2 separate regions of the Homo sapiens genome follow, and region 2 is linked to region 1. Evidence: read pairs that join two places in POLR2A ChIA-PET (ENCODE). Cell type or tissue: Panc1. All regions are shown on one strand. Links, peaks and the distances in the headings refer to the core of each region. The heading gives the core; the rest is flanking DNA. Region 1 has its middle 9.7 kb from the start of TOB1. Region 2 overlaps ABCC3 (ATP binding cassette subfamily C member 3).

Region 1 (10,960 bases), core at 3,560-6,059:
TGTACCAGATCGTGGTTTGCCACATAAAAAATGCTATCAAAACTATAGCCTGACCAGTGCTTGGTACAACTTTATTTTTTAACAGCCCTCTTCAGTCCACATTTGTCTACCCCATTATAGAGATGGTATGGTAAGGTTAGCTATACAGCAAGTTTCAAAATGTCATGCTGACATGGAGGAGTCAGGTGATAAGATGAAATTCCTTCGTGTAATCTGAGATGATTTATTTGAAATTTATATGGAGAGAGCATTGGATCAGTTTTCTGTTTTTGCTGAGGAAACTTGCTTGGACAAAACGGCTGACTGAACTTAGAAAAATTTACATCACTTTACTAATCTTTAAAGTTTAGCTATTGCATATAGCTAGAGAACTTATGGTCAAAATCTATTCACGGCTGGACAGATGGTTAGATGTTAGCATTTTCATTTTCCCAGCAAAAACGCTTATGTATTTAATTTTTTGCAAGTGGGTACCCAACCTGCTGGTTTGAAGGATTTAGAGATATTGACAATGTATCAAATTGGAGTGGCTTGGTGAGGATGGAGTTTTTTAAAACTGAAGAGTTGGGGAGAAGAACACTAAATGAGTCATTTCACTAAATGTCAATTGATACAGTATTGACATAGTATTGGTGAGAAAGTTAACGTCCATTTGATACAGTGTTGACATAGTATTGGTGAGAAAGCTGTCTTAAAAAACTTTATATGTACTTTTATAGTAAGAAACCAGCACTGCCTGGGTTACCAGTGAAATAAATTTGGTCTCATGAGCTTTTTGGACACCAGTCTACAAAAGCCTTTTGTCATTTACCCATGCAGTGTAGAGCAATACAAAGTTTTAAGGAAACAAGCACTGGAAATAACAGAGCTAAGCTGTTTGTCAGCTCCATGGTGAGGCTTTTGTTCTTTAGGGAACAGAACGAGGCTATGAAGAAGTATTGGAATAATGGGTGCAAGCAGCAGAGATCTGGTCTGCCAACACTTACCACTTACATGCTTTTGTGATCACGAAGTTTGAATAGCTGTAAGAACCATCAGGATAATGGCTTTAAGCACTAGTTTCTGCTACAGACTGATAAAGTTACATTTGGGAGAAAACTCTACTTATAAATGAAGGCTCAAGTGTAATGTGCTTTTTCTGAAAATCATAAGGCAGCTGGACGGAACATAATAGAATTTTTTTTTTTTTTGAGACGGAGTCTCTTGCTCTGTCACCCAGGCTGGAGTGCAGTGGCACCATCTCGGCTCACTGCAACCTTCCACCTCCCAGGTTCAAGTGATTCTCCTGCCTCAACTTCCCGAGTAGCTGAGACTACAGGCGCCCGCCACCATGTTGGCTAATTTTTGTATTTTTAGTAGAGACGGGGTTTCACCATGTTGACCAGGCTGGTCTCGAACTCCTGGCCTCAAATGAGCTGCCTGCCTTGGCTTCCCAAAGTGCTCTGATTACAGGCATGAGCCATTGCGCCTGGTCAACAATAGAATTTGAAACTGTCTGGAGCACTAATATATTCATTTTATTTTGAGACAAGGTCTCACTCTGTCACCCAGGCTGGAGTGCAAAGGGGCCATCTTGGCTTACTGCAACCTCCACTAAAGCGATTCTCCTGTCTCACTCTCCTGAATAGCTGGGATTATAGCTGCGTGCCACCGTTCCCTGCTAATTTTTGTATTTTTTGTAGAGGCAGGGTTTCGCCACGTTGCCTGGGCTGGTCTCAAACTCCTGAACTAAGGTGATCCGCCCGCATTGGCCTCCCAAAATGCTGAGATTACAGGCGTGAGCCACCACACCCAGCCAAGCACTAATATATTCAGATTTTAAATACTGAGGTTAACATAAGCCTGAATATCTGTTTCAGATCTTAAGGATATATGTATCGACAAAAATCTTAGGGAAATTTCATCTTGGTACATATGTTTGACATCGGAGAATGACTAACTCAAAATGTGATCTTGATTGGTTTTATTAAAACTTGAGCTTGGTGTCCTTGAGAACTTCATCTTTTTTTTTTTTTAGACAGAGTCTCGCTCTGTTGCCAGGCTGGAGTGCAGTGGTGAAATCTTGGCTCCCTGCAACCTCCGCCTGTCGGGTTCAAGTGATTCTCCTGCCTCAACCTCCCAAGTAGCTGGGACTACAGACGCGCGCCACCACGCCCAGCTAATTTTTATAGTTTTAGTAGAGACGAGACGGGGTTGGCCAGAATGGTCTCGATCGCCTGATCTCATGATCCTCCCGCTTTGGCCTCCCAAAATGCTGGGATTACAGGTGCGAGCCAACGCATCCAGCGAGGACTTCATAATTTTTTAAAAAATGAACAAAGGCCCTGTTTACATGCCCTTTTTGTTCATTAGGAATGGGAATTTTTTAAAAGGTGCTTTTGCCTAGCACATCTGAGAAAAGGTTACATCTTAGTTCCAAGTCATTTTCTCCCCAAGGTGCCATCACACTTTTGACTCTCTGTGGGGAGACCATTTCGGTTGACAATTTGATGAATTCGTTATTTTCACAGGCCTTTCCCATCTTTTTGACTCCTATAACTACAGATACTGTAGCAGCCTCTGAATACCCTGAGTGTCCAAAATGTTGCCTTACAGATTTCATAGCTCATGGATGAGTAAGGAATATTATACCAAAAAATGGCTTTCTAAGTTTAGTATATTCGTTTTCTGCCCTGCCTTGTCGTTTCTGAAATCAGGTACATTGTGAAATGTCCTTTTCGCCTATAATAGATGGCAAATGTAAATATAGGCCTTCTTCAAAATGCCTCCTTAAAGATAACAATATATGCTGTGATTAGTTAACTTAGCTTTTGAAGGTGAAACTAAAGGTACTCTGAGTTTAAAATATTTTTCCAGGGCAGGTGCTGTGGCTCATACCTGTAATCCCAGCACTTTGGGAGGCCGAGACAGGTGGATCACTTGAGGTCAGGAGTTTGAGACCAGCCTGGCCAACATGGCGAAACCCATCTCTACTAAAAACACAAAATTAGCCAGGTGTGATGGCATGCACCTGTAGTCCCAGCTACAGGCTGGGAGGGTGAGGCAGGAGAATCACATGAACCCGGAGGCGGAGGTTGCAGTGAGCCAAGATTGTGCCACTGCCTTCCAACCTGGGTGAGAAGAGCGAAACTCAGTCTCAAAAAAATAAAATAAAATAATGTTTTTCCAATCGGGTGTAAATTTCGTTCCCATATACATGTCTGGCATTTTAATTGAGAGACTTAATAAATCTTCAGGACTTCGATTATTTTAAAATAAGTCACTGTGACACAGAAAGAAACAAAGTATGTCTCATTGGACATACTTAAGCTAATGAAGTAAAATGCCGGTTGGTAGACCTTCCTTTATATCCTTTCGGTACACAAACAGAAAATGGCATAGGCATGCTACATCAGATACGTACCCTTGCTTGACTGGAAATGCATGCTTTTGTCAGATGCTGGGTGACAACTCTAGTGCAAAAACAGATACAAGAAAAACAGAAGACAAGTATGTAAAATGGTCACTGCTGAATAAAACCCATTGCATTGTTTAGTATACCAATCAATTGACGCTTAATCAGTTTGGCCCAGGAGGTCATTTGAGATCAGAGTGCTTTAGTTTTTGTGGTATATTAGGAAGATTATATCTTGTAGTTTAAATGATTTAGGATCAATTATCTGTGGGCATACAATTGGAAAATTAGCACATTTTCCAATTGCATGCCCAGTTTGAAACCATTTTTGAGTGGCTTATGTAAACATGTAGTTGGAGCCATTTTTAAAAATCTTTTAAATCAGGAAATAAACATATAGCACTTACTATGTGTCAAGTGTAGTTCTAACCCAGTTTATAGACTGGGTCAGGGGGAGGGGGATGGGACTGAGGCACAGAAAGCTTCACTGACCCAAGATTGCATGGCCAATACATGGCAGACTAGCGATTCAAATGCAGGTAGTGGTTCCAGAGTTCACGCTCTTAAGCACTATGCTTTGCTCCCTCAGATTAGTTGCTATTCTGATTTGAAGTCAGGGTAATAACACCATTTTCGATGTATTAGCTACGTAATTTGCAGAATCTTTACAAAAGTGTTAATGAGAGGGGTCTAGTGGAAGGCTATTAACCATGCTCAGAATATGCCATGATGATATTTTGAGTGAGACTTTATATTTCTATTGGTCATAAACTGAACTCATAGGCAATAAGGAAATGTTTTTAGAAATCATTGTTATATCATTGCTCTAGTTTTTTGTTTTTTTTTTTTTTTTTTTTTTTTTTTTTTTTTTGAGATGGAGTCTTGCTCTGTTGCCCAGGCTGGAGTGCAGTTGCACAATCTTGGCTTACTGCAACCTCTACCTCCCATGCAACCTCCATCTCCCAGGTTCAAGCGATTCTCCTGTCTCAGCCTCCTGAGTAGCTGGGATTACAGGTGCACACCACCACACCCAGCTAATTTTTGTATTTTTAGTAGAGACAGGGTTTCACTATATTGGCCAGGCTGGTCTCGAACTCCTGACCTCAGGTCATCTGCCCACCTCGGCCTCCCAAAGTACTGGGATTACAGGCGTGAGCCACCACACCTAGCAATGCTCTAGTTTTTTTGGTTTTCATAATTCAGTCATATAAATTACATCTCTTTTCAGAACTACTGGATGATTCCCTGACTACATTTAGTGGTCGGTTACAAGTAAAGTTGTAACCGTTAACCTCCTGTTGCTATTTTCACAACCATTCCTTGTCTGTGCTTATTGATAAACACTCTAAAGAAAGGCCAAGGCCGGGCGCGGTGGCTCACGCCTGTAATCCCAGCACTTTGGGAGGCCGAGGTGGGCGGATCACGAGGTCAGGAGATCGAGACCATCCTGGCTAATACAGTGAAACCCCGTCTCTACTAAAAATACAAAAAATTAGCCGGGTGTGGTGGCGGGCGCCTGTAGTCCCAGCTACTCGGGAGGCTGAGGCAGGAGAATGGTGTGAACCAGGCACTGCACTCTAGCCTGGGCGACAGAGCAAGACTCCATCTCAAAAAAAAAAAAAAAAAAGGCTCAGGAGAATTTCTGTAGTTTCTATGTGGATTAAATCCTGTTATACTAAATACTGTTTACATTGTTGGGTTAGTTGGCATTTGATTGAAGCAAATATTGCTGACCCCTTAGTTGAGCTTTAGGTGGTTTAGATTGGGCTGAAAGTCTTATTAATGGAATTTGACTCGTAAGTATTAATAGTAAAACCTACATTAACCATTTCTCAGTATTTGAAGTTTTAAGATTTTATGTCTTAGAGGACTTGGTTTGTATATATAGTCTGTTAGTGAGAACTTTGAGATCATCTCACAATTAGGCAAACCTTAGACGAAAACATTTAATCAACAGGCAGTCCCTGTCTAGTTGTCTAGTGGCTAACTGAAACTACAGGTCTAAATTCCTTGCTGAATTGTATGAAGTCATTTGATTCAGATGGCTCAGTTTATTCATCTGCAAAATGAGTACAGTGATACCAATATGCTTCCCTGAGGAGCTATGAGAACTAATCATTTGCTATTAAGAGTTGTCAGTCAACTAATAGAACATGTGTCCATAGGGGCTCACAGTATTTAGAAGCCATAAAGTCCAGAATTCTAGCCATGTTCGCTGCCCTTTAAAATGAGGAAAGTAAATGAAGATTATAACTGCCTTATGTGAACATGTTGCTGTCAGTTATTTGCGTCAACAGAAAATTGAAATTCTACAGTAATATTCTAAAAGCTCATGTTTCATAAAATAAGTATAATTATTTTCATAAGAATAAGTATCACGGAGTTTGTATTTCTAGTTTTGAAGCACTGAAGGCAACTAGTGCATTCTTTTTCATACAGTTGGCAAGTTGATTAAAACTCAGTATACTAGTTGACATTTCCTTTTGGGAGCAGCCATAAGTGTTTGCTAAGTTAAAATGTCCTTGCTGTTGTGAAAAATATTGACATAGTTGTTCTTATTTAAACAATATTGCCTGAGGAATAGTAGTTAAAATGTAGCTTGGTGGTGGATACGTCACATGGATAATGGTGCTAGCTTTATTTTAGTGCAGGTAGAAAAGAAGAGGAGGTTCGCTTTACCAAAGGGAAAAACATAGAGGACTTGGAAGGAAAAACACATTCCGTCTGGCATTATGAGTACTTACTTCACTGATAAAATATGACCAGTGTGCAGTACAGAGAACAGGTGTAAAATATTTTTAGACAAACTTTGGCATATACCGTAGGTCGCATCCCTTCTGCCTATACACTTTTCAAGTGTTTCAAAAATAATTGTGGAAAAACCACATTGACAAAATGAGCTAGACATTGATTTCATGTGGGGTTTGTTTTGTTTTGTTTTGTTTTGTTTTTTGCACTGAATGTTAAACATAAACTTCCTTCCTGGCCATCAGGTTGCAGCTATTTTTAAACTCTGATTCTCCACATGCCCTTCTATAGCTTTTGAGGTCTTTTTTTCCTCTTTCTTAGTGCTAGTGAGAAAGCTGGAAAATTATGTTGCACACTCTTTTGGAGTGTGAAGACTGACTTAAAACGATTTTGTGCTTCCTTTAGGCCAGAAAGAAAGAGTGTCAAGAATGGACGTGGCATCAGTCTAGCTTGTTTTCTAGCAAATGGTGAGTATAAGTAAATGACTTCTGTATATTGATAGAAAGGAATGCTATCAGTATCATATCAGTATGATTTAAGAAATGGAATTACTGGCCGGGTGTGGTGGCTCATGCCTGTAATCCCAGCACTTTGGGAGGCTGAGGCAGGCGGATCATGAAGTCAGGAGTTTGAGACCAGCCTGACCAATAGGTGAAACCCCGTCTCTACTGAAAATACAAAAATTAGCAGGGCATGGCAGCACGTGCCTGTAATCTCAGGTACTGGGGAGGATGAGGCAGGAGAATCACTGGAATCCAGGAGGCGGGTCGCAGTGAGCCGAGATCGCACCACTGCACTCCAGCCTGAGCGACAGAGGAAGACTCCATCTCAAAAAAAAAAAAAGAAAAAGAAAGAAATGGAATCATCCTACCCTGCAAATATTGTACACTTTAGTACAGTATCCAGACACCTTGTGACACAGGTTCAGTAGTTTCCAGGCATAGGAACATCTTTTTCTGTTTTGCACTAAATGCAGGTATTCCTTTCAGATGGCTTTCCCTTGCCACCCCTCCACTAGCCATCAATGCATTTCTTTTTCCTTTTTTTTTTTTTTTGGAGGGGGAACGGAGTCTCACTCTGTCACCCAGGCTGGAGTGCAGTGGCGCAATCTCGGTTCACTGCAACTTCCGCCTCCCGGGTTCCAGCAATTCTCCTGCCTCATACTCCTGAGTAGCTGAGATTACAGGCACGTGCCACCACGCCCTGCTAATTTTTGTATTTTTAGTAGAGACGGGGTTTCACCATATTGGTTAAGCTGGTCTCGAACTCCTGACCTCGTGATCTGCCCGCCTTGGCCTCCCAAAATGCTGGGATTACAGGCGTGAGCCACTGCGCTCGGCCCCATCGATGCATTTTTAGTAAGGATGAAGGTTGAATTTTGTTTTGTTTTGTAATGACAATGCCTATTCTTTCTTCACTCTGATTATCCAGATCTGCCTACTGCCCTCAAATCTCTTTTCCCAAAAAGAACTCTCCTAGTTTTGCAAACTACCTGCCATTCTAAAGTTTTGTGGAGCCCTGGTGACTTACTTTATTCTAATTTCTTTTTATTTCCAGAAAACATGATAGGAATCTCTTAAACCATTTTAATACAAGGTTTAAGATAGCTGCAATCTTTGCAGTCAACCTTTCTAGAAACTAAGGTGTCACCAGAGGCTCTTTAACTAAAGACTTTGAGAACAAACAGTTTTCACACAGCTATAAAAGATTTTTACCTGGGGAAATTCTTCTTTGTGAATCTTGAAAAAGGCTGGAAGAAAGGAAGGAAACTTTTTTTTGGTAACTTAGAAAGAAGATTCTTGTTTATTTTCTGAACCACTAAAGTTCAAAGAACTTTTTGGGTTCTGTGTAAAAGGAATAGAGAGATGGAGGTGAGAGCTTATCTCCCCAGGAGCATCTGCCAAAGGAGAAGGGTCTGGCAGCCGGCAAGGGACCAGGGTGTTATGTCTTCTATCTGCCTTTGCTTCCAGGGCCTGGGAAAGGTGGAAAGGACAGTAAAGGAGAGAGCTTATGCATACACTGCCTGACAACTTGCCCTGGAGATCAGTTTCCTCGGAAGGAGGCTTTGCAGAAGTTCTGACACCGCCATTTCCCAAAGATTGTGCGCGTGTTTTTTTCCCAGATTTTCAAGGAGGATGGGGAACTGCTCCTACGTAAAGCACTGCCTATTTGAAGGATGATTTTTATACTATCACAAAGTCTTATGGAATCCAGAGGGAATGACCAACCCCAAAAGCTCAGTAGTAATAATGGCAACCCTTATATGAATTTACTATGTGCTAGATACTGCCCCATTTAAATTCAGTTCAACTTCATAACAACCCTCTGAAGGTTGTACTGTTTCTCCCATTTACAGATATATAAGTGGAGGCAGAGAGCTTGCAACAGTCACAGCCAGCGGAGCTAGGATTTGAACTGTGGGATTCTGTTTCCAAAGTCCATGATCCTTAACCATTACACTATCCTGCTCCCTTGGTTGACCTCAACCGGTCGATTTTATAAAAAGAGCCCCACCTGATTATTTAGAAGTCATCTAAGCTGCACTTTGTGCCCAGTCCCCCTCTCCTGCAAACCTCACTTGTGATTGTTTGCTCAGCAATCCCAAACTTATTTTGCTATCAGCCTTTGCCAGGCACAATTAGGAAAGGGAAATCGGTTGCAAAAACACAATGGAGTAAGATATGAGTTTGAGGGCTACGTGCTAGCTTTACTTACTTACATTGCGACTGCTCTCTGGATGATTAGATTTGTTGAGAAGCAACTATAGGCACTTCACATACTGAAGTCTTGGGTCCTGAGCTTTACTAGTACTTGTGATAGCAAAAGGGTGATGTTGACTCAAGTGGCTGCCCTGGGCTCAGATTCCATTCTTGTCCCTAAATTCTTTCTCAAACAAGGTGAGATATGATTAAAAACAGCTCCTGTATTCATCCACTCAACACATTTATTAAGCATCTCCTGCGTTAGGAACTGGCAGTGATATATACAATCCTTCGGAACCTCTAAAGGAGCTTACATTCTAGCAAACGATAACACACACGCCCAAATAATCATAATACACAGGAAAATGTAGGGGTATGAACAAAAAAGGGTGAGACTGTGCCTATCTTAGGGATGCTAGATCTGGGGGGAGATATCCAGCTATGAAGAATGGGTACAATGTCCACTGGAAGCACCCGGGGAAGCCTGGGCTCCCTCAAATTCCCAGCTCCAGTGGAGGAACAGGCAGTTGAGAGGAAAACCTTGGTCCTGGTGTGTGTGTGTGTGTGTGTGTGTGTGTGTGTGTGTGTGTGTTCTTCATCAGATGTAGCCACAGTAGGAAGAATGTGTGCTGCTAACCCTTGGGGAAAAAGGCAGAGGAAATCAGAAATAGAAGCTCTGCTGCCAGCCCATCTCTCCTGGGAGAACCTGCCTTTGAATTTGAACATTTTAACTTATTTTTTCACTGTTTCAAGCTTTGTACAGAAACATTATGAAAGAGAAATAGTTTAAAACTTCTTTATTCATCAAACCCAGGAGTGAGATGGGGAGGACCAGTAAGAAGTCCAAGGAAAGAAAAGGTGGGACTGAGAGGGGCGTCAGGCTGTGTCAGAGGGATGTCGAATTCCTTCCTTTTAAGACAGTTTCAGTTTCATGCTTAATCTAGAAACTTCCTCAGGCTAGAAGCTCCCTCTAGGGGTCATCTCATTTGTTTTCCTACCTTTAGTGACAAAGCCTCTTTTGGTTTTGTGATGTCAGGGCTCACAGCAGGTACTACCCCTCCAGAAGTTGGTGTTGGTGGAAAGTGCGTGTTCATTGCACAAACTCAGACACCCCCAGGTCACTCCCAGTTGCCACTCCCATCGCCACACCCTACCCCTGGCCAAGGCAACAAGTCTGTGGAGCTCTGCAGTTTCCTTTTCCAGTTTGGCTTTTTGGGTGCTTGTAATATCTTCCGGTTTGAACATAAATCAAAGAATGAGGCTTTGAAGGGAAAGCTTTGTATAAATTTCAGCCAGAAATTAACATTCCCAAATAACTTTTCGCCTGGGTCACTTCCCCGGGCAATGCCCTTCCCCAGGCTTCCCTAAGTTCTCTTGGTGGCTGAGCACTCTGTCATCCACTGAAAATACCACCACAAGCTGGCCAAACTCCTTCATGTGACCTGGGACTGTTCAGAGAGCATCACTATTCTGTACAGAGTGTGGATCCTGCTTTGGCACAGAAGACACCAGCGTCTGATCCTTGTCTCACACTCACTTGACCAGCGGGGACACATGTTTAGGCCCCACAATTTCCCCTGCAGATGTAAGAATGCTCTAGAGTGGTGTAGGGGGCTTCATTCAGCCTCCAAATAACATTACTCCTCGTGATCCTCTATGAGAAAGAACGTGGGCTTTGGGGTCAGACTTTTTTTTTTCCTTTTTTTTTTTTTTCTGAGACAGAGTCTTGCTCTATCACCCAGGCCGGAGTGCAGTGGCGCAATATCGGCTCACTGCAACCTCTGCTTCCTGAGTTGAAGGGATTCTCCTACCTCAGCCTCCTGAGTAGCTGGGATTACAGGTGCCCAGCCCCAAGCCCGGCTAATTTTTTTGTATTTTTAGTAGAGACGGGGTTTCACCATATTGGCCAGGCTGGTCTCAAACTTCAGACCTCAGGTGATCCGCTGCCTCGGCCTCCCAAAATGCTGGGATTACAGGTGTGAGCCACCACGCCTGGCCTGGGGTCAGACTTTGAATCAAATCTCAAACTCAACCTTAAATAGCAGTGCACTGTTAAAACGATTCCACCTCAGATTTCCTAACTGTAAAAGGGTTCCAAATTCTACTTGTTAGGGTT
Region 2 (2,500 bases), core at 1-2,500, 180 kb after region 1:
GAACAAGCCAAGTGGATATCTGGAGGGAGGGCATGCCAGGCAGAGGGAACAGCAGGCATAAATGGCTCTAGGTGTGTTCTGGAGCACACTGGCAAAGGCAAGAGGTAAGAGGCTGAGGTAATGGTGGCTCCATCATGTAGGGCCTTGCAGGCCATTTTAAGGACTTTTTTTTTTTTTAACTCTGATTAAGATGCAAAGCCATTAGAGGGCTGTACACAGAGGAATGACGTGATTTGATTTTTTTTTTTTTTTTTTTTAAATCTCTTGGCAGCTACAAGCAGAATAGACTGGCAGGGCATAAGATGATGGTGGCTTTGAGATAGGATTGGCTACATAATTTGGGAGGCCCAGTGCAAAATGAAAACCTGAGGCTTCTTGTTGAAGAATGATGGAGAATGTCAAGGCACTGACGGCAGAGCATTACTCTAAACGCGCAGTTCTTCCGGGAGTGGGGACGCTGTGACTATTCCTGTGGAGCCAGCCCTGCTTCGAGGCAGGAGAAACCACGCGGCCAGAGGTGAAAAAGCAGAGCAGCAGGCACAGATTGGTCTCTCAAGGAGGCGTCAGAGAACGGGCCGTGGGGTTGAGGGCAGACATTTATAGGATACAGAGACAGGAGCATGGGTATCCATGCAGGAACTGGGCTGCTAGACATGAAGCAGGGGAACTGGAAGCTCCCAGACAGTGAGGGGTGAGGGGCCAGAGGGTGATGCCTGGGGAAGCCAGGCTGGGGTCAGGCAGGTGGACTGGCGGGTGCAATGCAGGCCACGGAATCCACGAGGACTCCAAGAAGAAGGGAGAGGTCATTTTATTGGGACGTTGCTAAGAGGTTGAATTAGACGAGAACAGAAAAGCGTCCCCTGGATTTGGAACCAGGAAGGTCACTGGTGAGCTGTCTCCGTGGAGCGAGGGCCAGAAAGAGGACTGCAGGAGGCAGATGACATCAAGGCTGATGAGGAAGCGGATGCAGCTTGTAGAGACCATACTTTAAACCATGCTTCATGACAGAGGAGAGCAGAGAAATGGGGCAGTGGAGTGCAGGGGGGAGGGTTTGCGTGTGTGTCTGGAATGGAAGATGTGATGGAATATTTTTGCATGTGGATGGGAAGCGTCCAACAGAGGGAGCAAGAATGACAGGAGATGGAGGGCGGGACTGAGGAAGCCAGGTCCTCAAGCGGCCATGAGAAGAAATGGAGGGGCTGGGCTTTGAAACAGAAAGGGATGATTCCTGCTAAAAGTGAAAAGGAGACAACGGTGAAGGAGACACAGGCGGGTTTAAAGACTGAGAGGCAGGAAGGTTGAGGGAGTTCACGTCTTAGAACCTACTTTTTATGGAGGTGTCAGGCAAGGTCGATGGCTGAGCAGGAGGGAGATGTGGGGTTTGAGGACAGAGATTATTCAACAGAATTCTTTCTGAACGTGAGAACATGGGCTTCTTGGGGAAGCAAAGCAGGAACATGCAGCCGTGGTGTGTGGTTATAAACTTGTCAACTCAGTGATTTTTCTCCTGCAAGCTTTTTTTTTTTTTAGACAGAGTCTCACTCTGTTATCCAGGCTGGGGTGCAGTGGCGCAATCTCGGCTCACTGCAACCTCCACCGCCTGGGTTCAAGCGATTCTCCTGCCTTGGACTCCCAAGTAGCTGGGAATACAGGTGTGCACCACCACGCCCAGCTATTTTTTTGTATTTTTAGTAGAGATGGGGTTTCACCATGTTGGCCAGGCTGGTTTTGAACTCCCGACCTCAAGAGATCCACCCACCTTGGCCTCCCAAAGTGCTGGGATTACAGGCATGAGTCACTGTGCCCCGCCTCCTGCAAGGTTTTAAGTGCTCAGTGCAGGCATGAAGAAGGCAGATTGGTGGGCTCAGCTGGGGTGGGTTTTGGAGGTGAGTACAACTGAGAGAGAAGAAAGAGAAGGGCAAGGCAGGTGAGAGCGTTTGTGTTGGTGGAGCATAGACTCTAGGCTGGCCGGGGAGGGAGGTGAAGGCAGAGAAGCTGATGGACAGAGACACAAAGGGGGGTCATGGGATTGGGAGTCCCAGTGAAGGCAGACTGCTGTGACAGTGGGGGACTTGGAGCATGAGAGCGAGCAGGATAGGAGCGTGGGCCAAAGATGGGATGCTTGACACTGATGCTGCAGCTTCTGGGCATGAAGAGGGCTAAGGTGTGACCATGAGAGGGGGCGGTGGAGAAAAGTCTGGAACCCCCAGTAGGGAACAACTCCTTTTCCCCAACAAAGGGCATGCTGCCCCACCTCCACTCCTTTGCCCAGGCTGGTCTCTTTGGCTGGAATGCTCACCTTCCCACTGCCCACCCCACCATCTTACTTAGTCTATCAAAGCCTGTCCATCCTTCTCATCTAAGCTCGTCTCCCCTGGTCACCCCAGCTGAAGGATCTCCCTCATCTGCCCTCTCCAGGTGCACCACGCCAGAGATCTGGTCATCCACTGCAAAGCCCTGCAATAGGTCTTACCCCTCCCACCAAATCAGAATCACCTAA

What was found. ChIA-PET counts read pairs that join two places held together with the same protein. Peaks named below come from ENCODE experiments on the same cell type or tissue, not always from the same donor. Only the 100,000 strongest peaks of a DNase experiment are listed, where the experiment ranks them.
Region 2: POLR2A ChIA-PET joins it to region 1 with 7 read pairs; 7 of 35 experiments call an interaction of 5 or more read pairs at or near these places.

What each region holds. Positions count from the first base shown.
Region 1 is chr17:50,851,130-50,862,089 of GRCh38, reverse strand. No RefSeq gene overlaps it. Among named protein-coding and RNA genes, the nearest start is that of TOB1, 9.7 kb to the left of the region's middle. In Panc1, for the core only: no CTCF peak of the experiment used is centred there; no DNase peak of the experiment used is centred there.
Region 2 is chr17:50,680,103-50,682,602 of GRCh38, reverse strand. All of the region lies in intron 26 of ABCC3 (ATP binding cassette subfamily C member 3), which reads right to left. Among named protein-coding and RNA genes, the nearest start is that of ANKRD40, 27 kb to the left of the region's middle. In Panc1, for the core only: no CTCF peak of the experiment used is centred there; a DNase peak (open chromatin) is centred at 1,125; H3K27ac peaks cover 1,614 bases.